2 separate regions of the Mus musculus genome follow, and region 1 is linked to region 2. The links are chromatin loops, found by intact Hi-C in ENCODE. Cell type or tissue: heart. All regions are shown on one strand. Links, peaks and the distances in the headings refer to the core of each region. The heading gives the core; the rest is flanking DNA.

Evidence for each region. Hi-C counts contacts between places; a loop is a spot of excess contacts. Peaks named below come from ENCODE experiments on the same cell type or tissue, not always from the same donor. Only the 100,000 strongest peaks of a DNase experiment are listed, where the experiment ranks them.
Region 1: it touches region 2 in a loop (2.0-fold over the local background); 4 of 42 quality-filtered maps call a loop at or near these places.

The regions. Positions count from the first base shown.
Region 1 is chr5:134,855,806-134,871,574 of GRCm38, forward strand. No RefSeq gene overlaps it. Among named protein-coding and RNA genes, the nearest start is that of Tmem270, 43 kb to the right of the region's middle. In heart, for the core only: a CTCF peak has its summit at 9,473; a DNase peak (open chromatin) is centred at 9,546; H3K4me3 peaks cover 348 bases; H3K27ac peaks cover 1,430 bases.
Region 2 is chr5:134,781,676-134,797,444 of GRCm38, forward strand. The region is part of intron 2 of Gm30003 (a long non-coding RNA gene); the gene reads left to right. Among named protein-coding and RNA genes, the nearest start is that of Eln, 42 kb to the left of the region's middle. In heart, for the core only: a CTCF peak has its summit at 9,856 (motif pointing right); DNase peaks (open chromatin) are centred at 4,276 and 6,706; H3K27ac peaks cover 3,163 bases.

The DNA.
Region 1 (15,769 bases), core at 4,505-12,504, 76 kb after region 2:
TGGCCTTTGTGGGAACCTGCACACATACGGACATACCCTGCCTACATCAACCCTGACACATTCATATAAGTTAAAATAAAATTAAATTTTTAATAAAAGAGAATAACAGTGCGTGACACGTTCCAGGGGAGTCACATTTTGGGTACAGCTTATATGTGAATGCTGAGGGTTCATATTCCAGAAGCGTAATTTGCAGTGTGTACATATTGGAAGACTCTAGGATCCGTAAACATAGGTTACTTTTCTTACCGTATGGCCAAGTAACTGATAAGGGAGGAAAACTGATTTCCCTAGTCACACCCTGGTCATAACCAGTGCCACCGTCACTAGAAAGCCTCCTGAAGGACTGAGGGTTCACATTCCCACTCTGCTCTCTCCATGATCCATCACCTCTCCAGAGAAGACAAGTAATGATGTATGCAGAAGTCACTGAGCTGTGGGTTTGAGAAGCCCAGCTCCTTGGGCTCTTGAATGGTGACAGTCAGGGTCAGAGCCTCTGCTTACACTGACCTCACCCTGCTCTCATGCAAATATCCTGTGCTGGTTAGTTTTAAATGTCAACTTGCTATAACCTAGAATCATCTGGAAAGAGAGTCTTAATTGAGGAGTTAGCAAGTTAGCCTGTGAACATGTCTTCGAGAGAATGCCTAGTTGTTAATAGACTACGTCCACTATGGGAGGCACCATTCCCTATGTCTAGGCCCAGAAGTGTGTAAAAGTGAAGAAAGATAGCTGAAAGCAAGCAGATAGGCATGATGCCTATTTCTCTCTGCTCTTGATAGTTAATGGGAAATGGTCAGCTGCTTGAGTTCCTGCCTTGACTTCCTTGAAATAATGACCTCAAGCTGGAAGTTTTTACCTTCCCCTGCTCAGGGTACTTTTGGTCAGGGTGTTTTACCACAGTCCCACACAAGTCTATTCTCAACTGCACACTACAGTATTTTTTTCCAATTGAGCTCAGAGTGTAAATTCCCTCCCCAGGAGTCATCACCTCTCCAATCTCAGTGTGTTTGTTAGGTTATCATCACTATGACACCTGACAGAAATGACTTAAATGAGAGGGGGACAGTGATTTGGCTTGAGATTTCAGAGGGTTCAGCACTCATGTGTTGGCCTGTTGTGTGTCAACTGGACACAAGCAGAGTCACTGGAGAAGAGCAAAAAGGCAATTACAAAAAATGCCTCCATAAGAGGCATTAGTGATTGATGGGGAGGGGCTGGCCTACTGTGGGTGGGGTCATCCCCAGTCAAGTTGTCCTGAATTCTATAAGAGAGCAGGCTAAGCAAGCCATGAGGAGCAAGCCAGGAGATGCACGCAGCACTCTTCCATGGCCTCTGCATCAGCTCCTGGCTCCAGGTTCCTCCTGCCTTGTTTGAGTTCCTGTCCTGACCATTCTTCAGTGATGGACTATGATGTGGGAAGTGTAAGCTGAATAAACCCTTTCCTCCCTAAGTTGCTTTGGTCGTGGTGTTTCATCGCAGCAAGAGTAAACCTAACTAGGACATCTTGTTTACTCTGGACATTGTGGTGGGTAGGCATGATGAATTAGACTTCTCACTTCATAGCAGCCAGGAAGTAGAGAGGGGAATAAGGGGAAAGAAGAAGGGGAAAGATCTGCCTTCAAAGTCCTACCTCCCAGGACTGTTTCATCCAAGCAAGCTCATTCAGCATGAACTCACTGGTGGATGGCTGCATGAGAAGAGCTAACTCCTTCACGGTCCAGTACCTTGCTCCTAGCAGCAGCAGCTGGGAATGAAGCCTTCAATAAACAAGCCTCCAAGGGGACCCTTCACATCCAAGCCATGATACCCAGGGTCAGGGAGGGGCAGGCGATACTGAGAAGCTGCTGGTATTCCCATCAATGTGGCTCACCAACTAATGGGCTCTAGTGTTAACGTAAGGATTATAGAAGTTTAGAAGAGGTGCCAAATGGTTTCTTAGACAAGAAGGGACTAGAATGTCCTAGCTTAGGGAAGTCATGTGTGGATTTATGCATTGATGGCAGGTACATATATGTGCATATGTATCGATGTCAGAGGCCAGCCTCAGGTGTTGGTCCTCGGCGCCTTCCTTACACTTGTTGACTGTGTGGGGTGCCTATGGAAGTCAGAGGACGGTGGGAGTCGGTTCTCTCCTAACACCATGTGGGTCCTAGGGACCAAACTCGGGTTGTCCAGGCTTGGTGGTAGGCACCTTTAACCACTGAGCCATTCACTGCTCCTCCATCCACACTCCAAACCTCTGTTTGTGGCACAGGCTCTCTCAACTGGCCCAGAGCATGATGGTTAGGCTAGGCAGGCTGGCCAGGAAGCCTCAGGAGCTGCCTTCTGCCTCCTCGGAGCTGGGATGCCAAGCAGATAGATTACCTATCAGGACCAGCATTGCTTCACCTGAGTCCTGAGGCTCCAACTGATAGCCTCATGTTTACAAGGCAAGTGTTTTGATGACTGTGCTATCTCCACAGCTCAGGTTCCCCTCCAGAGTACCGGCTGTCCTCAGGGAGGTGAACTCAACGAAGCCACTTGGACCTCCCACCTCCCAAATGAGGTTCTCATGCATGACTAGAAGGTACGAGATTCGAGAAGCAGTGAGCAGGCTTCTTGGTGGAGGGAGAATCCGGACCCAGATGGGGGGTGGGGGAACATTCTGGCATCTCACCCTTGGCCCTGCACGCCCTCCCCGACTGGAGTCTGCAAGCAGAGAGTCCATAGCATGAGCGTCCTCCCCAGGGCCCCGTCCAAATTAAATTAACATTTTTTCCATTTCCCCTTTATTGCAAACAGATTGAAGGGCGCTGCACAAAAATCTGTCTCCCTCATGGCTTCCATCCGCCTTGTTTCTCAGCTTGGGTTTCCAGGATGGGCCTGGCAAAGAATGGGGAAATGGATCTTGTATCCCCTTCCTGGGGCCTCAAAGCCCCTCGTGCCTCTAGAGTGAAGCCAAGTACCACTCATAGGTACTGAGTGACTGGTCAGCTACATGACTCTTTCCATCCCTGGCTCTCAGGCTTGGGTGGTGGCACACACATGGCCCTCGGGTGGCAGAGGCAGGTGGACCTCTGTGAGTTTGAGACAAGCCAGCCTGCCTCGAAATAAAACAAAATGCCAAGAGAGTGGTAAACACACTCTAGATTCAGACCTGCTGGGGCTTTGAGATACAGCCTAGGCACTTGGCCTCAGAACAGAGGGGTCTCCAGAGAGGAGCAAGACACCTGGGGGTTGGGGGAGACCCTAGCTCAGCTGCTCTCCCTCAGTCCCCATTCAGCCTGCTTTTTGTTCTGTTCTGTTCTGATGTGTTTATGACAAGGTCTCTCTATGTAGCCCTGAATGACCTGGAGTTCATTTTATAGACCAGGCTGACCTTGAACTCATAGCGGTCCACCTGCCTCTGCCTCCAGGGAGCTAGGTTTGGTTGTTGTTTTATTTTGGGAGAGGGTCTCTCACCAGTCTGAATCTCGCTAAGTAAGCTAGACTAGGCTAGCCGGCCAGTGAGACCAACAATCTATCTGCTTCTGTGTCCCCAACACTGGGGTTATAAGCGTGTGACATGGCTTTGGGGAATTGAACTCTGACCCTTGTGCTTGCAAAGCAAATACTTTACCAACTGAGTGAGTCATCTCATCTTGTCATCGCCTAGTAGACTTTGTTCAACACTTGCTCCATTCCAGGGTCTGTGGAAGGATCTGAAGGATAGATAGACTCATGCGGGCTCTCAGAGGCCTTAGTTTAGCAGGGTCTCAATATGAGAGATCAGTCTTAGTACTGGGTGTCACAGGGACAAAGGAGAAATACCGGAAGGCTTAACCAAGGAGGTGGCTTGTTTTGAAACAGTCTTATATAGGCCCGCTGGGCTTTGGAATCACAACCACCATGTTGAGACTGTACTTCTGTATTGCCACCATCAGAAAAAAGAGTTTAAAAACAATTTGGAGGAGGAGGTGTGTATGTATGAGAGAGTATGTGTGGCGTATGCACCTTTGTGCACGAGGAGGGTAGGGGCATCCTGAGCTATCACTCTTCACCTTAGTGCCTTCAGATGGGCTCTCTCATTGAACCTGGAGCTAGACTGGTAGTCAGCAAACCTCAGAACTCCTCCTGCCTCTGCTGTCTGACATCTCTAGGGCTGCAGATGCCTATAGTCACAGCTAAGGCCTTTCATGGATGCTGGGGTTTCTGTCAGGTCCTAACTCTTGTGTAGAGTGCTCTAACCCGATGAGCCATCTCCCAGCACCAACCAAGAGAAGACACTTGACTCAGGCAGACTGTGTCGGGGGAACGGAAGGGAGCAGCAGGTAAAAGGCAGGAGACAGTCAGTAATCTGTATGGGGGAACAAGGAAAGAGAGCACTTGGGTGGAACGTGGGGGATGGAGGTGGAAGGAGGAGCAGGGGATGAGATGTCGTCGGGGAGGGGAAAGGGGAGAGTGTTAGAACCAGAAATGACAGGCACTGAAGATCCAGTACAGGATGCTGAGCAGAGGAGAAAGAGAAGTCACATTTATACTTGAGGGAACCCCTTCTGGTTCCCTGTGGAGGATCAGACTAGAAAAGGGCAGAGCCCAGAGGCAAGGAGGTAGACACCGCAATGGCAAATGAAATGGGCTCAAGATGGTCTGGAAGCAGATCTCAGTAGCACCTGCCTATAGAATCCCTCAGTGTCGAGCTGGGGGCGTGGCTTAGTGGTAGAGCCTCTGCCTAGAATTCCCAGGGAGGGGTTGGGGATGTGGCTCAGTGGTAGAGCCCCTGCCTAGAATCCCCCAGTGAAGAGCTGGGGGCGTGGCTCAGTGGTAGAGCACCTGACTAGAATCCCCCAGGGAGGAGCTGGGGGCATGGCTCAGTGACAGAATACCATCCTAGAATCTTCTAGTTAGGGTCTGGATGTGTAGCTCATTTGCAGTGTGCTGGAGACCTTGGAGTCCCTCTCCAGCACTAAGAATGCAGAAGAATAGACTCACTAGGTAGAACCAATTGACTAAGGTTGACCAGTAAGACCAAAACTGGGGATGAGAGAGGACAAGTGGGCTCTCTGCTTGGAACCCCTCACTTGGAACCTGACCCTAGAGAAAAGCAGGGCTAGGACAGCAAGGGGCTGAGCCCAGGTCTCAAGTGTGAGATCCTGTGGCTTCTCTGTCAAGTACATCAAGCCTGCTTCCAGGCACACCAATCTGGAGCCCTGGTAAGGACCTGGCTGGTGATTCCAGCCTAGTGTGTTTGGTACCAAGTCCAGAAGGAGAAGAAACCTGTCCAAATACAAGGACCACAAGAGAAGAGGACGTGACCCAAGGCTACTCATATGAGGGGCTGAGAAGAGAGTCAGAAGGCAGGCTGAGGCCTGATGGGAGGAATGTCAGCAATAAATGGTGGCTCGGAAGGGGGCAGGGAGAAGAGGAATGGTGGCCAACGCAGGTAGCCCCAGCTCCATTTATCCATCTACACATGAAAAAAGGAGAACAGAACCCCAGAGTTCTGAAAGGATCTGTGGTGAGGAAGTTAGGGGTGTGAACACAGCTTTGAAGAAATTTGACTGTTACAGGGCAGTGGGAGGCAGCTGTAGCAACACCTGGCCCTACAAGGGACTGTTTGAAATGTTACTGTTAGGACAAGAATATACAGGTAGTGCTTTGGGGAGGGCCAGAGAACACTGGCAGTCTTGAGAGAGTGAGGGCACAACTGCCCAGTGTGGCTACCACTTCCTGTGGATGTCCAGATGTGGGTATATATTTTCTGAACAAGTGACTGGGGGTGGGGCGTACAGATAAGACCAGGCATCCCTGGATTCCCTCCAAGATCAAGGTTACAAGGAAGAAGAAAGATAGGCAGATATAGGTTTTATAGCTAGGGAATGAACTCAGATCAACACTATTTGTGGGCTACTTAAGTGCTTGGAGCAAAGTAGAGAGACAGTGGAGGTCACCTGCAAGTGCATGTCACAGTTATGGAGTAGCTGTAGAGGATGTGTGAGCCCAGGCTGGACCCTCTACCCTCTTGGAGCCTCTACTTCCCCACCTGTAAAGCCAGATGCTTGGCCTTCATAAGTTATATAGGTGGCTGTGCATGTAGCATTCCAAGTATCTTGCATTTCACTCTCATGGGACTCAGGAGAGCCAACAGAGGGTCATTCCAGAACCCTAGGGCTCTATAACATGATCTCCGTGTTCCCGCCAGGCATGGGTGCCGCAGACAGTCTCACCCTCTCCGAACTGTTCTGCATCCATCCCAGCTGCCAGCTCAACTCCTCCCTCCCTTTTCCCCCTCCCCTCCCCACCCCACTCCACCCCATGCACTCTGGGCACAGCCAGCCTCGAACATATCCCAAGTGAACATTTGGCAGGCAGGGACCCCCATGATTCATGCCCCTTTTTTTATGGCCAGCCCAGCCGGCCAGAGTATGCGAGAGACATTCTTGGCCTCTCGGTGCGCCCAGGATTAGCAGGGTGGGGGCGGCTGGGTGGGAGACTGCAGACTGTGTTCAGCTCTCTTCAAGGCAGGGGGTGGTCAGGCACGAGAGCAGTGTCTGAAGTGGCCGCCAAGTTGGCCGGGGAGGGAACATGGCCCCATAAACTGAGGCCACGTCTGGGAACCAGACAGCATAGGCTGGGGCGTGGATGTGAGGGAGAGAAGCTAACTACCTACTCCATGTCCAGGGATGGAAAGGGAGCCAGGACACTGAGACAAATAGTACCGACACCCCACCCCCACACCAGCTATTTGTCTTCCGTGAGCCCCCTTTTATACTGCCATGCCCTGACACCAGCCTCTTCCTGGAATCTCCATTTTGAGCAGGAACCTAGACTCCCCCAGTGGATGGAAAGACATAGTCCCAAGTGGTGATGTGGAGACCTGGGACTGAAAGTGGCTGAGACTCTTCGTTTCTAATTCATCAGCTGGCATAGAGACCTGAGCCAACCCTAGTGTCAGACCATCATTTCAGAGTAAACCATATCTCCTTTGAATTCATGTGTCCCATGCATACCATGATAGTGCATACCTTTAATTCCAGCACTTGGGGAGAAAGAGCAGACCAGATCTCTGTGAGTTTGAGACCAGCCTAGCCCTTTAGCTGAGAACTCCAAGGCTGAGACAGGAGAATTAGCATGAATTAGGCCAGCCTGGCTGCAGGGTAAGAGCCTGTCTTGAAAACAAAATAACAAAACAAAAGCCAAATCATGAGCTTGGGATGGGACTCAGTTGGTAAACTGCTTGCCTGGCATCACTAAGCCCTTGGTTCCTCAGTTCTTTCCCCAGCACTGTGTAAACCAGGCATGGTGGCACACTACTGTAATCCCACACACTTGGGAAGTGGAGGCAGGAAGATCAGAAATTCATGGTCAGCCTCTGCTATATAGGGCTATATAAGCCCTTCTCAAAAAATGAAAACATTACAAATTACAAGCTACAGCTGTGCACAATACCAATGCACCCTAATGTATGCCGAGTCCACCACACACTGTGGCTATGTTTCCCAGCCCTGTCGTCTCAAGCCAGACCTGTGCCTCCCACTTACACCATAATCTTCAAAGCAAGTGTCCCCCCCCCTCTGTGTGTGTGTGTGTGTGTGTATGTGTGTGTGTGAGAGAGAGAGAGAGAGAGAGAGAGAGAGAGAGAGAGAGAGAGAGAGAGAAATGGGACAGAGGAGTGGGCAGATGAACAATGGAGAGAGAAAAAGGAGATGGGTCCCCACCCACTTTGTGCTCACAAAGTCCCCAGAGAACTTTACTGGGCCAAGAGCAGATGTTAGGAGGTCCCTGTTTGTGGGTGGAAAGACAGATTCATGGTTAGGAGTGCTTGTTGCTCTTCCAGAGGACTCAAGTTGAGTTTCTAGTACCCATGTCAGATGACTTATAACCATTTATAATCACTCAAGCGCAGGGGTCCGAAAGCCTCTTCTTAACTCCATCAATATTGCACATACATACACACACTCATACACAAACACACACTCACACACACACTCATACACACACATAAACACAAACACACACATACATACACACTCACACAGACACATACTCACATACCATCCTACACAAACACACACATTCATACACAAACACACACATACATACACACTCACACAGACACATACTCACATACCATCCTACACAAACACACACACACTCACACAGCACACACACACACATTCACACATAAACATACACATACACACGAACAGACTCACACACATTCACAATAACACACACTCACACACATACACATACTCACACACAAACACTCACACATACACACATACACACTCATATACACATACACACACACACAGAGACAGAAAGACAGAGACAGAGAGATGGAGGGGTGACTCAATGGTAAATGCAACTGCTGATCCAGCAGAGGACCCGGGTTCAGTTCCCAGCACTCACAGCAGGTCATTCACCGTGGCCTGTAACTCTAGCTCCAGAGACCCAACAGCCCTGGCCTCCTTGAGTACTTGCATACATATATGATTACTCACAGAGACATAGACACCTGCATAACGTAATGCAAATCAGCCTTTTAAGAAGTAAAATCATGTTTGTTTGTTTGTTTGTTTAAGACGAGTCCCTTGTTTGCTCGGTGAGAAGGTACATTCTTGTTGTCTCAGGATTCGGGAAGCTGAGGCAGGAGAACACCGAGTTGAAGGCTAGCATGAGCTACCTCTGCCTTGTGCTTTGTGCTTTGAGACTGAGACATAGAAGGACAGATTTGTGTAGCTTGTAGTGCTGGGGATTAAACCAGGACTTTGCAAATGGTGCACAAGTGATCTATTATTAAGCCACACCCCCAGCCCCTCCCTGGGGGATTCTAGGCAGGGGCTCTCCCACTGAGCCACACACCTAGCTCTCTTTTCACTTTTTACCTTGAGACAGTGTACCACTAAGTTGTCCAGGCTAGCCTTAAACTTGCAGTCTTCCTGCCCTTAGCCCCTTAAGTAGCTGGAGTAATATTCCTATACCATTGAGCTTGGCAAGGGATAACCTTGTTTAGAGCCAGGAACAAAGTTTCATTATATATCTCAGGCTGGCTTTTAACTTGAGGCAATCCTACTGCTTCAGTCTCCAGAGGTCTCTGAAAAGGTGCATACTACCACACCCAGGAAGAGGCTGGTCTTAAAATCCCATCTTTCCTCCTCCCAAGGCATTGGGCCCGGTATTTAATCCCTCCAAGGTTTAATTTCTAATCATGAAATGGGAAAGACTGTCAAATCTGGGGAGAGTTGGGGAGCAGCTTAGGCTAAGGCTGAAAAGCGCCGCTGGCAATGAAACCAGGGCACGTTTATGTTCACAAGCTTCAGGCCACTCTGAGAAGTGCCTAGGGACCCCGAGTTCCTGCCCTGGTGCCCCTACCATGGAAAAGCTGGGGTGCTGAACCTGAAGCACACTTTAGCTAGTGAGGGAACAGGAACAAAGCCCAAATTGAGCTAGCATACTTCCTGCCCAGACTCTGTCCTGCTGGGAGCTCTGAGACCTGTCCCCATAGGGGGCGCCCAGCCAAGTCCTTGCCAGGCCTGGGCCAGATCCTGATGACAGTCAGGCCAGACCAGAGCCCAGGGACTCAGCTCTCTCCCTGTTCGCTCCTTAAAAGTCCACCGGGCAAGCACAAGGGCTTGCGTGCACGGGACTGCATTCCCAGCATGCCACGGGAGGGGGGATCTGGCTAGAAGGCTCCCCGGGAAAAAAAAATTGCCTGGCTCTGGAACATTCCCTGGGAAAAGGCCACCGCACCAAGACCTGGAGCAGGGTGACAGCTGGCCACCCAATACTCAGCGTTCTGCTATGTGGGATTCATGAAGGAGAAGGGGCTTCACAGGAACGGGGGGACTCGGAAGCAGGGAGACAAAGAGAAGGGGCATAGGAAGAGCCCGACATTGACCTTGGCAATGGGGGACTCAGGCCCTTCCTCGCTCCCCTTCCTAATCTCATGTCCTTGCTCACAGGCCCTGTCACATGCACCAAACTCTACCCTCTTAGCCTCCCACCCAGGCAGGGCTCAGCCATTCTACCTTGTCTTTCTTTTCTCAGGCCTCAGTGAACTCCTGGGCATCATAATCCAAGGCTGGGCCCCACTGAGGGCATCTCAAACACTTCTGGACTGTCAAGCCAGGTAGGTGTGAACCCTAGGCTCTGTTCGGGCTCTCGGGCCATGAGGCAGGGCCGTGGGGGTCTCCTCTGAAAGGTACGTTCAGAGTAGCAGTAGGCTTGTGAGTGCAATGAGTACGAACTGGCCATGTGGGGAAGCAAGAATGGTGTGAGCTATCTCCCTTGGGATGGCAGTCAGCAGTGGGTGGTCAATCCTCATGTGACATGGCCCAGTGGTACAGTGGTTATTATATGCCTTCGTGAGCTGCTCCATGGGACAGTAGTCAACCCTGGTGTGATTTGACCCTTTAAGACAGTGGTCAGTTGGAATATAAGTCGACCCTATGGACAGTGATCAACCCATGGATGAGCTGACCTTGTGGGGCAGTGGTCGGCTCTGGGTGTGAACTGGTACCATGCATGGAGCAGGGGTCAGTCCTGGGTGTGAGCTGACCTGCCCCTGAGACAGTGGTCACTCCCGGTATAAACTGGATCCATAGAGAGCCCTGATGTGAACTGGACCCATGAGGCAGTGGTCAACATTGGTGTGAGATCTCCTTTTAGAATGATTGTCTGTCTGTCTATCTGTCTGTCACCCCCAAGAAGGCTTCCTGCAGGAGGAAGCATGGCCCTCTCACTGGATTTGAACAAAGAGACCAGAAGGAGTGTAGCAGTGGGTACATGGAGGTGCCTGGATTCCAAGTGGGAGCTACGGCAGGGTCAGGGTGAGGCACACCTCTGGGTGGGAATGCCATGACCTAGGGAGTCAGTCCTGCTGACAGAGGAAGGGTGTAGACAGAGGCTTGCAGGTGGGTGAGGGACTGTCAGGAACAGGATCCCAACATTAATAAGAATGAGGGGCCCTTGGGAATTGCTCTGTCTTTCAAGCTATGGAAACTTCTAGACTAGACTCTGCTCCACCCACCACACCCAAACACATACATACTCCATCCATGTAGAAGGGCCAGTGGGTTCCTGCAGCCCTCCTCGAGCTCCACCCAAGTCCAACCACAAGGGTCAAGGCGGCTTACAGACTTCAAATCCCATAAACTGGGGCACTGCAGGTCTCCCGGGAGGTTCCTAGAGGGATGAGTCCCTTCCCGTCCCCTCAACCCCACCCCTCACCCTGAGGAACGCAGTGTCCCTGGGAACACTGGTTAGGTACAAAAACTTCCCTACAAAGTAGACCACCTTCCGGGGATTCCAGGGGCGTGGGAAGACCCCACTTCTCGGCTCCTAAGTATGTCTTGTCACTGGGGAAAAGAAAGGAGGGATGACCATCAACATGTTAGGTTTGAGCCCTGCAATCTGGATCCAACCTGTCCGACTCTAGTCTCAACTTCCCCATCTGTAAGACAGACCCATCATCTCTATTTTTAAGATTATTTAAATTTTATTATACTTTATTTGTGTGTAAGAAAGAGAAAGAGACACAGAGAGGCACACACACACGCACACACATGGAAAGAGAGAGACAGAGACAGAAACAGACAGACAGAGAGACAGAGACAGAGAGAGCGCCACAGTGCATATGTGGAGGTCAGGAGACAACTTGCAGACTGTCCCCTGGTTCCCATTTCCATTGTGTAGGTCCAGTGATTGGACTCGTGTCTCCAGGCTTGGCTGAAACTGCCTTAACCTACTGAGGTCTCTTGTCAGCCCAGATCCATTTTCTCAACAACTTATTTGACAGAAGGCTTTCAGCTTTCCCGTTCTCCAGCACAGAGAAGCCCTCCCTTGGGATAAGGGTGAGGGGTTTTGGGGTCCTTCCTGCGTGGCCCCTCAGAGAAGCCCCTCTGTGCAATCCACATGTAAAAGAGAAGCTGGGGTGTCCTACAGGATGCCATCAGGGGTACGGTGGGGCAAAGCTAAGGAGGCAGCCGGGAGGGGCAGGGTGGGGAGGAGCTTGGAAATTTTTAGAGCCTTGACAGCCCCAGATGGAAGTGATTAAGCACTGGCAGGAGACACGGGTCGGGGGTGGGGGTGGAGAAAGGATGGTTGCTGCAGCTCAGAGCTCCAGGATCCACGCTCAGACCCTGAAATGCTTGGGAAATGCTTGGACTTGCGGCACGGGGACATGCCTGTCTCGAGAGTCGCAGAGTTGTTGTAGAAGCTAAGGTGACAAAGGACATCTGCAGACCCTGCTCAGAGTGCTACTGGTCACGGGTCTCTACAGTTCAGATCAACACTGCACTAAATAATCTGTGCTTCCCGACGCCTCTCGAGGCTCTACAGATCCCCCAGTTTCTCCCCCATCAGCTCCACTCAGTCCTTCCGCAAATCTCCGGTTTGGGTTTGATTTCCTTTAGTTTGCAGTGGGGGTGACGGTCAGAGGACAACCTGTCCTCAGGATCCTTCCACCTCACATTTGAGATGGGTTCTTTCATTGGCCTGGAACTTCAACACTTTGTCCTGTTCAATCCTCCTGTTGTTTCCCCCACCCCCACCCCCGTCCAGGCCCCCACCCCTTTCCCCCCAGTCTGCAGCACCTGGATTGTTGGCACATGCCACCACACCCAGTTTCTTTTTATGTGGGGTTTTGGGAATCCAAGTCTCAGTCCTCAGTTTACCAACTAAGCTGTCTCCCCAGACCTATTCACATGTTTTGATACAGGGTCTCCTGGTCTTGAACTAACAGTGGATAAATGTGACCTTCTGACCCTCCTGTCTCTACTTCTCCAGTACTGGGATTGCAAGCATGCAGTAATGTGTTACTGGTTTATGCATGGGCTGGGATTCGAACTGTTGGCCTTGTGCATGCTTGGCAAGCTATCTACATCCCCGGGCAGCAGAGAGGACGTGAATCACTTTGTCAGCCTGTGATTGCTCAAGCAAGGGGCTGGTATAGGTCCAGAGGGCGGTAGCTTGTGTGAGATTGGACAACGAGGAAGAGGTGGGTAAGCAATGGGAAGGAGGCAGCTGGGATCTTGTGGGGAGAGGATGGAGGTGCTATGGAAGGGGGTGGAGACAGTAGAGGCTGGGCTGGACCAGATCTGGCTAATCATCTCCTTTGCACTTGACTCTACAGTAGGTTTGGAACATGTTGGTGTAAAAAGCTTCTTGGTGTGGCGCTGACCGCTGAAGTCTTTAATAAGAATGGAAGTTTTCCCGGGGGGGGGGGGCGGGGGGGAGGGAGTGGGGTGGGGGTTGCCTTTAATCCCAACACTCAGGAGGCAGCAGCAGGCGGACCCCTTGAGTGTGAGGCCAGCCTGTTCTACAGAGCAAGTTCCAGGACAGCTCTAGCAAAATCCTGTTTTAAGAAAAAAGAAAAAGAATGAGGTACAAACAGAACTCGCAGGGCTGGGGAAGTAGCCCAGTTGGTCACTTGCTTGCCGTGGTGCAAGTATAAGAACCCGAGTTCTGATCCCTAGCACAGGGCACAGTGGTGGGTGCCTCTGAATCAACAGGGCTGGGAGACAGAGTCAGGCTGATCCTAGGTGTTCTCTGGGCAACCAGTCCAACCAAATGGGCAAGCCCCAGGCTCTGTGAGACACTGTCTCAAAGACATAGGGGATGGGAAGATGGTTCAATCGTGTAGGAGTGCTCACTGTGAAGACAAACAAGGACCTGTTCTTGGGTCCTCAACTCCCGTGTGAGAAGCCAGGGAAGCACGCACACTTTGTAGCTCCAGTGGTGGTCACAGAAAAGACAGGAAGATTTCTGAGGCTTCCTAGTGGCCCAGCCAGTGCCAAGTTCAGTGAGACCTCTCATAAGGAATGAGGAGGAGAGAGATAGAGGAGGACACTGGACAGCCTCCTCTGGACACTGTGTGTGTGCATGGACACACTCACTCTCCAACTCTGTGTGTGTGTGTGTGTGTGTGTGTGTGTGTGTGTGTGTGTGTCTGTCTGTTTGTCTCCCTTTCTGTCTCTATGTGTCTGTGTATTTGTCCCTGTCTGTCTGTCTGTCTGCAGACACACAGACACAAGAAAAAGAAGAGAAAGATGGCATTTGATAAAGGTATACACCCTCTGTCAACCTATAGCCATCACACATGTATGTGCAAGTGAGTGCAGCCACCCTACACGCATACACACAACACACGTGTACAAAAGGCCAAGAGGTCTGTCAGTTTTCTCATAGATGAGATGAGACAACCTGAGCTACATGAATCCCTAATGTCAAAAATATTAATATGTATTAATTTTACAAAAAGGATTTTATTGTGACACGTTCAAACTTGCATATGTTGTATGCCTGATCAAATTTATATCATAGATATGATAAAAAAATCATACTCCTGTCAGACTCCCACTTCCTCTTCCCAAACAGTCTCTCCTCTGCTTTCGTGCCTTACTTTTGAGACAAGATCTCACACTGCCCAGGTTCATTATCTGCTAAGAATGATCTTGAATTTCGCAATCCTCCTGCCTCCACCTCCCAGGCACTGAGACCACAGCCTCTTGCCACCACATCTAGCATCATAGAGGTTTCGATTTACATTTCTTTGGTGGCTGAAGATGTCAAACATCAAATCCTGTTTTAAATTACTCAGATCAGAAGGAGAAGAAGAAGGGGGGGGATGGGAAATAACTGAGAGCTTTTATTTGTATTAGCATGAAAAAAATACCTAGGAGAAATGAACTTGTATACCAAAAATGAAATATCACTGAAGAAATATAGTGTCTAAATACATGGGAAGGTACCCCATGGTTGTGGAGGAGATTGCATACCATCATGATGGCAACTGTGTCCAAAGCCAGTAGCCGTGCTGATGAAAATAACTTAACATGCAACTCCAGCAAATCCAAGCGTGTTGTCTTTAGAGATGGAAGAAGAAGAAGAAGAAGAAGAAGAAGAAGAAGAAGAAGAAGAAGAAGAAGAAGAAGAAGAAGAAGAAGAAGAAGAAGAAGAAGAAGAAGAAGAAGAAGAAGAAGGGGAGAGGGGAACTAACCCTAAAAAGTATTTCTTAAAGATTGGTTTTGTTTTTCTCATATGCACATGTGTGTGTTCATGTATGTGACAAAACTATGTTAATCAAGACAGCCTGTTAGCAGGTGTAAGAACAGACAGAGCCAATGGAATAAAATCAGCACGCAATTACTGCTATTCCAGCCGATAGAGTTTGCACAAGAGTGCCCAAGCTACTCAGGGGGAGAAAGGATGGTTTTGTTTTGTGTTTTAAACAGATAGGCTGGGACAGTTGGATTTTCACATATGAAGAAGGAACGTAGGACCCAGGGGCTCAGTTGGTTGAATGCTTGAGGTAGAGTCCTCACCTAGCAGGCATGAGGCCCCGAGCTCCTTCCCAGCATCGCAGAAACCAGGCTTGGTAGCGCACACTTGCAATAAGAGGATGCAAGATGCAAAGGCACATTGCCACAAGTTCAAGGTTAAGCCTGCTGTAATGCAATGAGTTGCAAGCCAGCACAGGCTACCTGGCAAGACCTGGTCATGGGGGGGGGTGGGGGGTTGCAGATATTTCTTTTGTCCTACAGTCTGTCTTTTGATTTGTTTTATTTTTATTTATGCTGTGTGTGTCTGTCTCTATGTATACATCTGTCTGTCTGTCTGTATATATGTATGTATGTATGTATGTGCATGTGAGTTTGGGTGCTTGCAGAGGTTCAAACAGATCCAAACATCCCCCAGAGCTGGAGTTACAGGTGGTAGTGAACCGCTCTATGTGGGTACTACCAGACAAACAGCAAACTGCAGCACGTGCTCTAACCACTGAGCAATCTCTCCAGCCTTTGTC
Region 2 (15,769 bases), core at 3,093-11,092:
CAGACATCCACTCCCATTTTCTATCATGTGGGTCCCGGGAATGGGCCCAGGTTTGGCAGCCATGGCCTTGACCCATCGAGCCGTCTCGCTTGCCCTCAACATTTATTATTGTTTGAGATGGGAGCTCAAGATGTAGCCCAGGCTGACTTTCAACTCACCAGTGCTAAGATTTCAGGGGAGTCTCACTACACCCCATTGAGTGGCCTAATTAGTGTGTGCCTCTTGTCCCACAGAGGGGAGGCAGGGATACAGGGAAGGCACTGTGACCTGTTCTTGGGGAGAGTGGGCAGTGGCCTGGACACAGGGATGGCAGCTGGACAGGAGAGGATCGGTTTGGCGTTTCCTTTGGAGGCAGAATTGACAGGTCTTGGCAGAGGCTGGGACGTGGGTGGCGAGGGACAGGAGACTCCAAAGCTGCCTCCTAATTTTCTGGCCCCAAACACTGGGCAGGTGATGGTGCTATTTCCTGAGATGGGGAAGATGCAGAAAGGAACAGGCTACGGAGGAAATGAACACTCCTGTTGGACGAGTTAACTTCAAGTTATAATGTGTCCCGCCTGGTCAGTGATTGACAGAGCCCGGCTGGTCCACACCTGCCTAGGCAGGGCCCCTCGAGGAGCTTCTAAGCCCTGCAATTACTTGATTATATTATATTATGTTTAGTTTTTAATTACCTTTTAAGTGTGTGTGTGTGTGTGTGTGTGTGTGTGTGTGTGTGTGTGTGTGTAAACTTGCAGGAGCTGGTTCCAACCATGTGGGTCGTGCAGAGCCATTCTGGCTTGGCAGCAGGTGCCTTCATCCCTGAGCCATCTCCTGCTTCCTGAGTAGAGTCTATTATCACCTGGAGACACTGGTCCAGAGCCTTCCCAAATGCCAATGTCGACAATTGAAATGTCCCATCTTTTGTTCGTAACAAAACGAAGGACGATGGCCTTGTTCTTGGGGCTCAGCTGGAGGTCTGGGTGTCTGTCGAGAATTCAGCCTAGCTCTCAGGTTTGCCTTTGTATCTCATCCTATGCCCACAGGTCCCTCAGCACAAGTCTCTCTCCTCCTCTCTCAAATGTGTCCATGTGTTCATGAAGGTGTGTGTATACATGTGTGTCCACACGGATGCCGAAAGTTGGCCTTGGGTATCTTCCATGGGTTCCAGTATCTGCTCATGCTATCCTTTGAGACAGTCTCACACTGAGCCCACAGCTCCCTGGAGATCCGTCTGTTTCTGTTTTTGCCCCAACCACCCAGTGCTAGCTTTAACACATGTGCATCAGGCCTGGCTTTTGCATGTGTCAGAGACCCAAACACAGCTCTCCATGCTTGTATAGGAGGGCCTGTGCCAACTACACCATCTCCTCGGACCTTGTTTTGTGAATTGAGACAAGGTCTCTAGCCCAGGCCAGCCTCAGACTCCCTGTGTAGCCGGTGGTAGCTCTAAATCTCTGATCCTCTTGCCTTGACTACCTCTTAAGCAAGTTTTGGGATTACAGGCCTGTACAACACTTCGGGCCATGCTGAGCAAGACCCCAGAGCTGTGTGCAGCCTGGATAAGCATCCTACTAAGAGAGCTACATAAACCCTCTCCCTGCTTTCTCCCCACTTAAAACAGGACCTCACCGTGTAGCCTTGGCTGACCCTGATCTCCTAGTCTTCTAGCTCAACTCCCCAAGGTCTCGGATGATAAGTGTGTACCACCCCAACTGACTGGCATCAGATTTCAGCTCAAATTCCATCTCTTCTGTCTATCCAGTAGTTGAAAGCTGTGTGCATGAAGGAAGGGCTCTGCTTAGGTGAGATGGAATGGTATCCACGTTCCCTCCTAAGGGTCAGGGAGCATTCATTGGTATAAGGTCTGCAGAGACCTCCCAGCAGAGCAGTTCATACACAGTGCAGGAGTTGTCCCTGTTATTTAGTACTGCTTGAGCTCACCCAGCCCACCATAGCAGAGTGTGTACTCTGAGTAGAAGGCTCCCAACGTCTTCTTGCGCTGTTTTTACTTGTATTTGGAGGTGGGGTATAACTCAGGGCTTTGTGCATGCTAGGCAGGGTGCTCTACCACTGAGCCACGCCCCCAGCCCCTCACTGGGGATTCCAGGCAGTTGCTCTACCACTGAGCCACGCCCCAAGCCCCTCCCTGGGGGATTCTAGGCAGGGGCTCTACCACTCAGCCACGCCCCCAGCCCCTCCCTGGGGGATTCTAGGCAGGGGCTCTAACACTGAGCCACGCCCCCAGCCCCTCCCTGGGGGATTCCAGGCAGGTGCTCTACCACTGAGCCACACCCTCACCAGCCCCTTTCCATGTCATACCATTGTTCTGCCTAGTCAGCATATAAGACAAGCCTTGCCTACAACAAATCCCAGTGGCATTCACATGGGGTGACTGAGTGCCCCTATCCCTTCTTGTTAGTGACACTGTTGGTGTAAAACTTGTGTATCATGTGAAAAGCAGGCCCTGGATTCTATCTCCATTACCACAAAAAGACTCCTCCCCCACCCCCAACCCCCAACACTGTAAAAATCCACCAACCTAGAGCCGTGGTGTTCCTGCGCCCATAGCAGTGTTTTATAGCGAGGGATTAGGGTTTATTAAACTTGCTTCAGGGCCCATCAATTTCTCTGTTACTCTCAGGAGCTCCCTAGTCACTGGGCCAGGCAGAAGTCTGGCCTGTGTCATTGAGGAATGGGTTTTTGCTTTTATTTTTTGTGTTATCTAGCTTCTCTCTCGTTCACTCATTTGCTTGCTTCTGATTCTGTTTCTTCTGGTCAAGTTTTTTTTTTTTTTTTTTTTTTTTTAGACAGGGTCTTACAATATAGTACAAGCTGGTCTCAAACTAAGGATCCTCCTGCCTCATCCTTCTGAATGAGCAGGGCTTATTCTCTTTGAGAAGATGTGTGTGTGTGTGCATGTGTGTGTGGTATGTACATGAGTGTGGTGTGTGTATATGAGTGTGATGTGTGTATGGTGTGTATGTATGTGATACGTGTGGTGCATGGTATGTGTGTGTGTGGGGTGCATGGTGTATGTGTGTATGCGTAGTGTGTGTGTGTGTGGTGTGTGTGTGTATGGTGTGTGTGTATGGTGTGTGTATGTGTGGTATGTCTATGGTACATCTATATATATGTATGTGGTGTGTATGTGTGTATGCATGCATGTACACTATGTATGTGTGTATGTGGAGGTCAGAGGCTGACATCAGGTGTCTTCCTCAATTTCTCTCTACCTTAGTTTGGGGGCAGGGTCTCTTTCGGCTGGGCTGGACAGCCGAGAAGCTCCAGAGGGTGTGTCTGTCGCCATCGCCCTGTGCTGGGGTCCCAGGAGTGTGTTGGCACCCCCTGTGCTGGGGTTCCTGGAGCATGCTGGCACCCTGGCTTTTAAGGTGGGTGCTAAGGATCTGAGCTCAGTTCCTCACACTTTTTTTTGAGTAAGCACTTTAACAGCGCAGCCATGGTCCAGCCTCTTTTCCCAGCGCTTCCATGGTTTCTGTGTTCATACTTCCCGCCCTCACTTTCCAGGATGCCATCTCTGACCTGGCTCAGGGACTCTCCATCCAGCTTGGGCTCCATTTCGTCCTTGTCTGGGGACATGGACAGCCTTTACCCCTTACTCTGGAAGTCTAAGATGTAAGATGACAGCTGTCCGGGACGGTCACTGCTCTGCCCCTCTTGAGACACAGGATCATGACAATTCAGGGTGGCTTTTAGAATTCAGTACGAATGGGGATTACAGGAGTCAGCAAGGGAACAATGACTACAGTGGCAGAGCACAATGACACATACGCGCGCGCGCGCGCACACACACCAAAAACAAACAAACAAACACAACAAAACCCATTCTCTAGTTCATTTGGAACAGCAATTCAAGTATTAAAAAATATTTTTTTTGAAGCAGGGTTTCATGTAGTCGAGACTGGCATCGAATTTACTATGTATCACAGGATGACCTTGAACCCCTGATCTTCCTGCCTTCACCTTCACAGTGCCAGGATCACAGGCATGAGGCCTCATACCAAGTTTATGTGGTGTTGGGGACCAAACTTAAGGCTTCCCGGATGTCAAGAGAGCATTCCACCAATTGAGCCCCGCAATGCTTCAACTCCCAGACAAGAAACAAAAGAAAGACTTTTATTTCCTGGCACAGAACACAGTGTGGGAGAGGCAGGGTCCAGTCCAGGCCTGGCTTGTGACCTACATGGGTTCTTCAGCCAGCTTCTCCCTGGCTGGCTCACTGATGACCGTCCCCAGGCTTAGGGTATTAGCCTAGGGACCCAGGTAAAGGGGGGAGGATGGGTGAGGCTGGGGCTCCAGGCTATGGAGTTTCCCTTGGCCCCGACTTCCACAGGGGCTCCATTCCCAGTGTGATAAAAGAGGCATTAAGTGGGAGCGGAGAGGATGAAGTAAGGGAGAAGATATGAGTGACCGCGCCCGGCCCCCCGAGCCTGAGCCCTCCCTGCCCTGCTCCACCAGGAGGCCTTGGAAAAGGACAGGCCTTTCCCCAGCCTCAGCCTGTGCCAGGCACCAAGGGAGCTAGCTTAATCCAGCCAAGCCCGGCCTGATCCCCAGGCTTCGGATGCAAATGCCCTTCAAGTCTCCTTTTGTTTTGTCTGTGTGTGTTCAAGTTTGCGCGCGCGCGCGCGCGCGCGCGCGTGCGTGCGTGCATGTGTGTGTGTGTGTGTGTGTGTGTGCATATGTACTTACAGGGAGGTCAGAGATTGATGTCAAATATGATCGCCACTGTAATTTTTTAGGGTAGGGTCTCTTCACTGAGCCTGGAACTCACTGATTGGTTAGGCTTGTGCCCAGCAAATCCCGGAGAAGATAAGCAGCTTTTACATTTCTTTCCTTTTTTTTTTTTTTTTTTTGAGACAGGGTGGTTTTTCCGTGTAGGTCTGGCTGTCCTGGTACTTGCTCTGTAGGCCAGGCTGGCCTGGAACTCACAGATCCTTCTGTCTCTGTCTCCCAAGTGCTTGGATCAAAGGTGTGCAGTGCCAGCACTGCCCGGCTTCTTTATGTTGGTGTGTGCGTGTGCACCTGTGTGTGCATGTGTGCATGTGTGTGTGTGTATACTGTGTGTACATGTGTAGGTGTAGGTGTGTACCTATGTCATGGTATACACGTGGAGGTCAGAGAAGAACACACGGGAGCAGGTCTCTTCTTCTCCGCAGTGGGTCCCAGGAATGGAACTCACATAGTTACATTTGGCAGCAAACACCTTTATTCCCTAAGGCATCTCCCTAGCTCTGTCCTTGGGCTTTTATTTGAGTGTTTGGGATTTGAACTCAGGTCCTCAAGTCTGCATAGTAAGCACCGGACCACCCAAGCTACTCTCCAGTCTCAGAGGTTTTGTGTTCGTTCTATACCCAGACCTCCTCTCTGTCCTCACTTCACCAGATCTATGTCCTACATCAGGGTTACTTGGAATAAATTAGGAGATCCGATGGGTACGTCCTGCTCTTCTGGGGAAATTCTGAGCCTGTAGCTGCCCAGAGAGGGCATAGTGTCCTCCAGTTGGGCCTGCATGGCCCACCCACCCCATGCCTCCCAGACTCCTTTCCTTTGTGGGGAAAGCTGTTTATTCCCAAGGGTTTCTCACCTCACACCAGAGCCAGCCCCTGAAGGCATTGGCGTGTCATAAACCAGCCTGACCCTAATTTATCTCATCACCATTCCGGAACTGGGGAAGGGAATGGCTCTCCAAGGTTGGGTGGAAGGCTGGCACCATTGACCTAGCCTGGACGGTGACCAAGCTGGATTCGAACCTGGTACCTTCCCCTGCTGAGACCCAGACAAAGAGCGAGTGTGTCCAAAGCGTGGGGTTGGTTTCCTGCTTTGAGTGTGCCAGGATTTCCAAAACCACATAAAGTCTGTGCCCTCCCTGCCACAGAGCTGAATGGCTTCACGTTTTCTTGGGACGTCACCCCGAGCCATCATTGGGAGCCTGGAACATACATGGTTTGGAGGGTGGGCACCCCACGGTGTCTGCTTAGCTTCACAGGCCTCTGCTGTCCTCAGGAACAGCCCTTAGGCACCTCCAGGCTCTAAGCAGTTCAGATGGGACTGTCTCTCTCTTCCCCGTGCTGCTATGGTGGGGCTCAGATAGTGCACTTTTGCCATACCCCAGGAAACCTGTGCTCCCTCTCACACCCAGAGACCTGTCAATCATCCTTCCTCTGCTGGCCCCTCCCCTCCCTGGCCCCAGATGCCTGGTTGTGGTGGCAGGTGCTGGGAACCCCTGCTTCTGAGTGGTGAAAACTGAAGGATTTTTGAAATTTGCTGGCCAGAAACCTAGCTCTAAGCCAATGAGAGACCCTGTCAAAAAAAAAAAAGGGGGGGGTGGGTGGCACTCATGGTTGTCCACTGACCTCCACAAGGTACCTGCACGTATATGATAAAGGAAAAAGAAAAAAAAAACCAATATCTAAGAAACATCAGGAAAATAAAGCAGAGAGATCGGAGGGGGTGAATGTCATGCCCAGAGGCCCTTTTCTGTCCCTGCCTGCCCCACACAGCGATGGCAGGTGGATGCGGGTGAGAGCCAGCCTGGAGGACCCCAAGTTCAGCATTATGTGAGGGTTGCTCTCTCAGGATGGTGACCTCAGTCTACTCTGCACATGAGCCAGGGTCTTAAGCCTGTCTGGGCTGACTCTGAGCCGTGGACTGGATGCTGGCCCTCACGCGGCCCGTGCTGACAGATTGGATGTCTCCGGTGCGCCAGCGGCTGCTGCTAAGTGGCTTTCTGGCAGGGAGTCAAGGGTCACCTCATCGGCAGCTCTGATCCAAATAGCTCTGGCCTGTTTCGGGGGGCTCCTCCCACGTCTGCCGGTTGCATGAGGCTCTGTTTATTGTCGACCCTGTCTAGTGGTCTTTGGGGGAACTAGCTATAGGAACCACAGCCTCCTTTGGGACAGATGGCTTCCTGGTCAGAGAGGGCTTAGGTTGGGGTATGTAGACCACAAAGTCTCAACCACTCATGTTTATCATGAGACACACGTGTAGGGCCCTTCTATGTCCTGAGTCCCCGTTTCTAAATCCTATCCTCTGTCTTCAGACCTGTGCGAGTCTCCAGACTTCTTGTTCTGAGCCTTAGCACTTGGTAAGGCTTTCATTTCAGAGTTGGTTTTGTGTGCATATGTGTTTGTGTATGTGCAGGTACATACAGCTATGCATGTTCATGTATGCACATGGTGCAGAGACTTGAGGTGGATGCCGAATCTCCCTCAACTGCTTCCCAAAGAGTTCTGGTTTTTGAGACAGCATTTCTCATTGGTTTAGGGCTCATCAATTCAGCTAGACTGGCCAGCCAGTCCCCTGCCCCCCCCCACCCCTCACCCCGTGGAGGGCATCGCCCTGTCTCTGCCTCCCCAGAGCTGGGATCATAAGCATGTGCTCTGACTTTTAGAATTTTCTAATTTAATTTAAATTATTTTGTATTTATTTAGTTGTGTGTATGTGTGTGTAGACATGGGTGTACCACTGTGAACATATGGAAGTGGAAGAATAATTTGGGGGAGTCAGTTCTCTATCCTCCCACTGTGGGTTTTTAGAGATCAAACTTGGGTAAAGCTGGTTGAGCGGCGGGCACCTCTGTCCTCTGAGCCATCCCAGCAGCCCACCCTCCAGCTTTGCATTTTACGTTGGCTTTAGATGCCAAGTGACACCCAGGTCCTCCTGTTTAGGACCAAATGCTTTATCAAGTGAGCTATCTCCCCTTTCCCGTCTTCATATTTGGATCAAGCTGGCTTTGAACTCACAGCAAACTTCCTGCCTTAGCCTCCTGAGAGTTGGAATTATTGGCATTTGCCTTCACCTTGATTTGGAGAAAGTCTCTCTCAGGTCTGGAAATTGCCAATTAGTCTCTCTGCTAGCTAGGCCCAGAGCCCCAGGGATCTGCCTGCCTCCTACGTCCCCAACACTGGGATTAAAGTGTGTGCCATCTTGCTTAGTTGTTTTGTTTTGTTTTGTTTTGTTTTGTTTTAATGTGGGCTCTGGGCATCAAACTCATAGTCTCAGGGCAGGTACTTTACCAACTGAGCTGCACCCCTAATGCCCTCATCCCTGCCCTTTCTTGTTTTTAGACAGGTCTCAGGTAAACAGTGCTTGCCTTCAACACAGTATATAACTGAGGATCTCTTGATCTTCTGACCCTCCTGCCTTCACCTCCAGAGAGCTGGGATTACAAATGGTACTACCATGCCCAGCTGTGACAGATCTCTGTGAGTTTGAGGCCAGCTTGGTCTACATAGTGAGTTCTAGGCCAGAAAGGCTAGATAGTGAGGCCCTTGTCTCATAAAGCAAAACACACACACACACAACAACAACAACAAAACCCGAGATGGACAGGCACTTAAGAAATGAGAGCAGAGGTTGACCTCTGATCTTGACGACTGTGTCCATGTACGTGTACTTGAAGAGATGGAAGGTTCTAGAAAACCAAGCTCCTCATTCCTCTTCATGTAAAACGTTGGCAACTGGGAAAAGTTTACCTGTGCATGTGTGCACATTTGTGTATTTGTGTGTGCATGTGCATGCCAGGTGTGTTTTCATTTTGAATGATGTGTATCTGGCAATCATTAGATGTGTGCCTACCACCCTGGTGAACCTAATTGGAGACACGTGCTTAAGAGTCGATAGAGGTCTGGGCAGACCCTGTTATAGGAAGTCCAAGGTCAGGGCTGAGGGTGGGCGCAACGCAATGCACACGCAGAGTCAGGCATCCCTGACTGCTGATCTTTTCCTAGGAAAGAGAACTGGGTGTTCAAAGTCTAGGGGAAAATCTATAAAAGCACCAATAACCATTCATGTTTCTCAAAATAACATTGTTAGGAAGAACTCTGAAGTAAAGAAACAGTATTTCACACATCCTAAATCAGTCCTGCAGGGTCAGGCAATAACTTTGCACCTATCATCTTTCCTGTGCACGAGCAATATCCGTGTCTCCACCAGACCCTGGCCCCACCCTGCCCTACAGCCCTGCTTTACCCAGACACCCATAAATCTCTTCTTGTTCCACAAAATCTTCCTGGGAAAGGCCCCACTCTCTGTGTCTGCTCTTCCGTCCAAACTCTCAACGCCTTCAAGATTTTATGATTTCGGCTTTGTTGACTTGGCCTCCTGGGTTCCCCCGCGGTAGGCGGCTGTTTCAGAGAGGGCTAGAGGTTTTGGGTGACCTCAGCCTCACTCCTCGCCTGGCCTGAGCTAGAGGATCTTGCAAGCAAGATCCCTGCAGCTGCCAGAGGGGGCCCTAGTGGCCACTTACAGGGGGCCTTCAAGGGCATGGATCTTGGTCCAGGTTGTCTCTGTACACTGAGCTTCTAATTGATCTACCTTCAACATCCAGGATCTGGCATTAACAAAATCTCACATTTTATATCCTCCCTGCCCCTCCCCTGATTCTTCTTTCCATGAGAGACTCACAAGGGGGAACAGAAATAAGGTGCAATGCTCATGGTCTTATTTATGTCACAGATGGTCCTGGTTGTCCTCTGAGCTAAAACCACCAGGACACAGATAAAGACATGGCCGAGAGCTGAGGACGTAGCTCAGTTGGTAAGGTGCTTGCTTGGCACACACACAGCACTACCTAGAGTGGGTGTGGCAGCTCAATCTTTTAATCTCGGGATTTGAGAGGTAGAGACAGGAGGATCAGCTAGTAGTTCAAGATTCTCCTCAGCTAGTAAGTTGGAGGTCAGCGTGGACTACTTGAGACCCTGACTCAGAACAACAATAACATCCATCAGTGTTTGGACTTCAGAGTCCAAGCACTCAGCTGATCCTAGGCAACTTTACCCGGAGGTGGTGGGGGGCATTTCTAACTTAGTCCTTGAATATAAAATGCTCCTCACAGGCTTGTGTGTTTGAACACTTGCTCCCCAGCAGATGGCGCTGTGCCAGAGGCTGTGGATTCTTTAAGAGCCGAAGCCTAGCTGGAGAAAGTGGGCTGCCAGGAGAGCATGATTTAAAACTTACTATATTCTGGCCCTGCTTCCTGGAATCCTGAGATATGATCAAAGAGCCCCACTCCCTTGCTGTTACCTCAGAGAGACCCACCACCATGAAACTTGGAGTTAAAATAAATCCTTCTTCTTTTCCCTAAATTGCTACCTTGGCTTAGCTTGTTGTTGCTTTTGTTTGAGGTAAGGTCCCTTTACATAGCCAGGATAGCCTAAAACTTGCTGTGTAGCCAAGGATGGCCTTGATCTTCTGATCCTCCTGCCTCCTGAGGGCTAGGATTACAGGTGGACCACACTGTATGCATGTGTGTGTGTGTGTGGGGGGGGTGAGTTGGGGATGGAAGTCAGGTCTCTGCGCGTGCTGGGTAAGTACTCTCCAAACTACGATGTGTCTCTATCCCCTAAGCTGCTGCTTCTCAGGTATCTGGTTACAGTGATGGAAAAAGTAACTCACAGCACACAAGAGGGGATGAGGAATGCTCCAGTTTTGATTCTATTGCTGTGATAAAATGCTCTGACCAAAAGTTTAGGAAGGATGGGTTTGTTTTAGCTCACAGTTCGGACTCGCAGTCCCTTCAGAACAGAGAAGTCAAGGCAGTCAAACTAGTCCCACCACAGTCAGAGTCAAGAGTGGGGGGAAATGAGTGTATGCTTGCTTATTTGCTTGCTCCTTTCTTGGTTGAATTTGCTGACTTCCATGCTGTCTAGGAACTGCTCCTACCCTCCCCCCACCCCCAGTGCTTGGAGAATAGTGACATGGGATTCACTGATCATCAATCATCCACCGGCCAACTTGATCTAGATAATTCCTCATTAAGGCTCTCTTCCAGGTGACCTGGGTCATGTCAAAATGACAAGCAAAACCATCCGGCACCAAGTCTTGGGGTTTCCAGGCAAGAGGATCATTGAAAATGAGCCCTTAAAGCTATGGAGAGATGATTTACATTCTGAGGAGGGGGTGATGTCTGTGGACAGGGAGCCATGTGCTGTAAGTGAGTGACAAGATTAGAGTTGTGTGTGCAGTTGGAGCAGGTTAAGTCTTCCCTCACAGGTGGCAGAGCAAGCCTAGCTATGCCACTTAAAATTGGAATTTTAGCAAAATTGATCTTTGCTGGTGGTGGTGGTAGTGGAGATGAGCCAGAGGAAGTCACTGCACCTCAAAGCTTACTTCTAAGTAGCTGGAAGCAGATCACAGACCTACTGGCAAAGCTGCGTAGCATGAAGTTTCTAGAAGGGAGCACTGAGGAACTTGTGGCCTTGAAGCATCACTGCTATGCTGATACAGTACGAAAAGAAAATGCAAATGGGGCTGGAGAGGTGGCCAGAGGCCAGGAGAGCCCACCACTCTTGCAAAGAACCTAGCTTCCATTCCCAGCACCCATGTGGTGCCTCACAGCCATCCACGACACCAGTGCCAGGAGATCCAGCAAGGTCTTCTGATGTCTTAAGGTATCACATCAGTTTTCTCAACCTTCCTAATGTCCCGGCCCTTTAACACAGTTCTTAGCCCTTTTGGTGACCCCCAACCATAACTCTATTCCATTTCTTATTCATAGCTGCAATCTTGCTACTGTTATGAACTTCAGGTAGCCCCAAAGGGGGTTGCGACCCACAGGTTGAGAATCCCCACACGACATACACCTGGAATACACAAATTCACATAGGCATGCATGTGGACACATAACAAAAACCTAACTTGATCTTAAAAACCAGAGCAACAGCATGGTTATTAATCTAAAAGCACGAATATATAAAATGTAAGGTATCAATAAATTGGATACCGTCCCAATACAAAAATTTTCATTCTTCTAAGATACTCTTAGGCAATGGCAAGACAAAGACTGGAATCCTTGGAAAATACATACTCAACCAAGGAGTTGTATCTAGAATATAGAACAAGCATTTACAGTTTAATGGGAAGAGGGCAAAGAGCTTGACTGAAAAAAAAATGAGGAAAAGAGGAAAAAGTTTTAAGTTCTCATTCATGTTGAGTATGTATGAAAACTAGCATAACATCTTTGGGATAGTTTGGCTCTCTCTCTTTTTCTCTCTCTCTCAAGTCACATTTAGGGCCAGAGGCATGGATAATTCAGCAGGGAAAGGTACTTGCTGCCAAGCGTGGTGACCTGAGTTCTACATCCCTAGAACTTCTGACCTCCACACATGCACTGTGATGTGCACAGGCACGTGTACATACACACATGGATGAATGAATGAATGAATGAATGAATGTAAAAGAGCACCAAGTAATTAAGCTAACAAGGCAAATTAGACTTGAGAAACATCTGTTCATCAGAAGACACTGTGAGCTGCAAATCTGATCCATGGCGACTCGTCTCATTGGAAGTCACTGATGGACTGAGGAGAGACAGCGGGGAATGTTCTAGAACCAAGAAAATATGTCTCCATAGGAGAACGAGTTACATTAACACACGTTCTAGTTTCCTTTCTGTCGCTGTGGTAAACACCGTGGCTGAAAGCAACTTAGGGAGGAAAGGATTTATTTTGCCTTATTCTGCCTGACAACAGTCCAGCCCTGAGGGAAGCCACCTAGGCAGGATCTTGGTGCAGAAGCCACTCAGGAGGCTGCTAGCTAGCTTGCTTTCTGGCTTGCTCAGCTAGCTGTCCTATATAGCCCAGGACCTCTTGCCATTGGAGTGCTGCAGCCCACAGCGGGCTGGGCCTCCCATGTCACTCACAAATCAAGGTGGTGCCTCACAAGCACAGCAGTGTGCCACTCCTATGGAGGTGACTCCTCAGCTGGAACACCCTCTTTTCTCGTGATTCTAAATCATGTTAAGAAGGCAATAAACACTAACACAGGCAATGTATGTATTCTTGTTGGTTTCCTCTTTTGTAGGGTCTTGCTATGTAACCCAGGCTGGCCTGGAACTTCCAGTCCTTCACCTCAACCTCCTGAATGTTGGGATTGCAAGTGTGTGAAACCACCTGGCTTTATAAACATTAAAAAAGAGAGATGTGATTAAACCCTTTACTCAGATCTTAGATTGGTGAATTCTATTGTAGGCGTATTGTATCTTGATACAAAATTATAGAAACAAAGGAAGAGGGGTTGAGGGGGGAGGCTTAGTCTAGTGGTTCTCAAGCGCCCTAATGTTGCAACCCTTTAATACAGCTCCTTGTGTTGTGGTGACCCACAACCATACAATTATTTCATTTCTACTTTATAACTGTAATTTTGCTACTGGTTCAAATCGTAACGTAAATATCTGATGTGCAGGATAGGTGACCCTTGTGAAAGTGTCATTCAATTCCAGAGCCGTCACAACCCACAGGTTGAGAACCACCAGCTTAGTAGAGTACTTGATACACAAGGGTTAAGACCTGAGTTCAGTCTCCAGAGGTCATATAGAAAGCTGTTTATGGCGGCATGTGCTGGAACCCCAGAGCTGGGAGGCTGGAGACACGTGGATCTTGGGAGCTTGCAGGCCAGACAGTATAATCCAATCAGTGAGCTTCAGACTCCATGAGACAACCCGCCTCTAAATGGAAGGTGGAGAGGCTAGAGGGGACGGCATCCTCCTCTTGCAAAGGACCTGGGTTTAGTTCTCAGCACCTGCATGGCATGGCTCATAACCACTTGTCCAGCGCTAGGGGATCCAATGCCACCTTCAGGTCCCCATGGGCACCTGCACTTACCTGTGTGTGCTTGTAGAGACACACATACGCGCACAAACACAATTGAAAACACAATTTCCAAAAGCAAACATGGTGAAGCATGACTGAGGAAGACATTTGCTGTTGACATCTGGCCTCTGCCTGCACGAGTGAACAGGTACATGCACAGACACGTACACACACATTAGCAGGTATGTGCACAAACATGCTTCCGCACATCGAAGAAACCAAAGAAGAAAAGCATCCCACCAGGGAACTGAAAAGCCAGTCTACAAAGGGGACTGTTTGTAGGGCCTTCGGGGAATGAATGTTACACGTGTGTGGACAGGTGTGTTTGTGTGTACACACGCCCATGCATGTGGGTTGCAGAAACCAGAGCAGGATGTAGGGTGTCTTCCTCTACCTCTCTTTGCCTTATTGGTGTGAGACAGTCATTTACTAAAACTAGAAGTTCACTAGTTCAGCTAGGATGGCTGGCCAGTGAGCTCTCAGGCTCTGTCTGTGTTTGCCCTCCCATGCTGGGGTTCCGAGCAGCGTTCATAGCCATGCCTGGGATTTGAACTCGGGTCTTCAGGCTTGTGAAACAGAGCTCTTACCCATGATGCCATCTCCTCATCCAGACAGGTGCTGTTTGTATATATCTGCACCATCAACACTGAGGCTGATGAAAATGGGTTAGGGACCATCTAGAGACCTGGACAATGGTTGTCCCCTTGGGGACTCACAGTTCTTAGTGGTGATTCTTCTCAGCATCAGCTGTCTGCCTTCTTTTAGTTGCTCAGGCAATTCTAGAAGGCCCCAGATTGGCCCTCAGTTCCCAGCATTCTAGACACAGTACAAGCAGGGATTCCTGGGGCATCCAGGCAGCACCGCAGTGTCGGCAGCTTTTTGGAGGGCTCTTCTGGGGATTCAGTCCTTTCTGGGTGCCCGAGTTTTCGTGGTTCAAATCCTGAGGAGTTTGCAGCCTGCCTTAAGATTATCCCAGTAGGTGGTCATCTGGCTACTATAGTCAGCCTCCCGAACTCTTGTCTTCAGGGACAGTAATGTGCTTAGGAAGTGTCCTGTGCTTTGTCAGACTGTCAACACACCATAAAGACGAACTTTCTGTGGGCCACTGTCCTGCACACCCCAGCCCTTGCCTGGAGGGCAGAGGTCCTTCTGTTCTGACAGCCATGCTCCCTCTTCCTGGCTCAGGGACTGCCATCTCTTCTGACTGGCAAGATCTCTCTCTCTCTCTCTCTCTCTCTCTCTCTCTCTCTCTCTCTCTCTCTCTCTCTCTCTCTTCCTCTCCCAGGGAACAGATCAGCCTGGAGCACAAGCACCCTAAAAGGGCCTTAAGCAAGCCCCCCCCACCCCTCCCTAGGGGATTCTAGGCAGGAGCTCTACCACTGAGCCACGCCCCCAGCCCCTCCCTGGGGGATTCTAGGCAGGGGCTCTACCACTGAGCCACGCCCCCAGCCCTTCACTGGGGGATTCTAGGCAGGGGCTCTACCACTGAGCCACGCCCGCAGCCCTTCACTGGGGGATTCTAGGCAGGGGCTCTACCACTGAGCCACGCCCCCAGCCCTTCACTGGGGGATTCTAGGCAGGGGCTCTACCACTGAGCCACGCCCCCAGCCCTTCACTGGGGGATTCTAGGCAGGGGCTCTACCACTGAGCCACGCCCCCAGCCCCTCCCTGGGGGATTCTAGGCAGGGGCTCTACCACTGAGCCACGCCCCCAGCCCCTCCCTGGGGGATTCCAGGCAGGGGCTCTACCACTGAGCCACGCCCCCAGCCCCTCCCTGGGGGATTCTAGGCAGGGGCTCTACCACTCAGTACATTCCCAATCATTTTGTAAACATTTATTGATTTATTTTGTGTGTGTGTGTGTGTCACACATGTGCATATTTGTGCCATGCGGCCTATGTAGAGGTTAGAGGACAACTTGAGGAAGTCTATTCTGTCCTTCTACATTTACATGGGTTCTGGTGATGGAACTCAGGTCACCAGACTTAGAGGCAAGCCCCTTTACCCACTGAGCCATCTTGCTAGGCTCCATTTAAAATTATTATTATTATTACTATTATTGTTGTTGTTGTTGTTGTTGTTAGTTTTAAGATAGTGTTTTGCCGAGTCACCCAGGCTGATCTTCCTGCCTCAGACTTCCAGGTAGCAAAGATGAAAGACTTCACAAGGGCATGGGCTCAT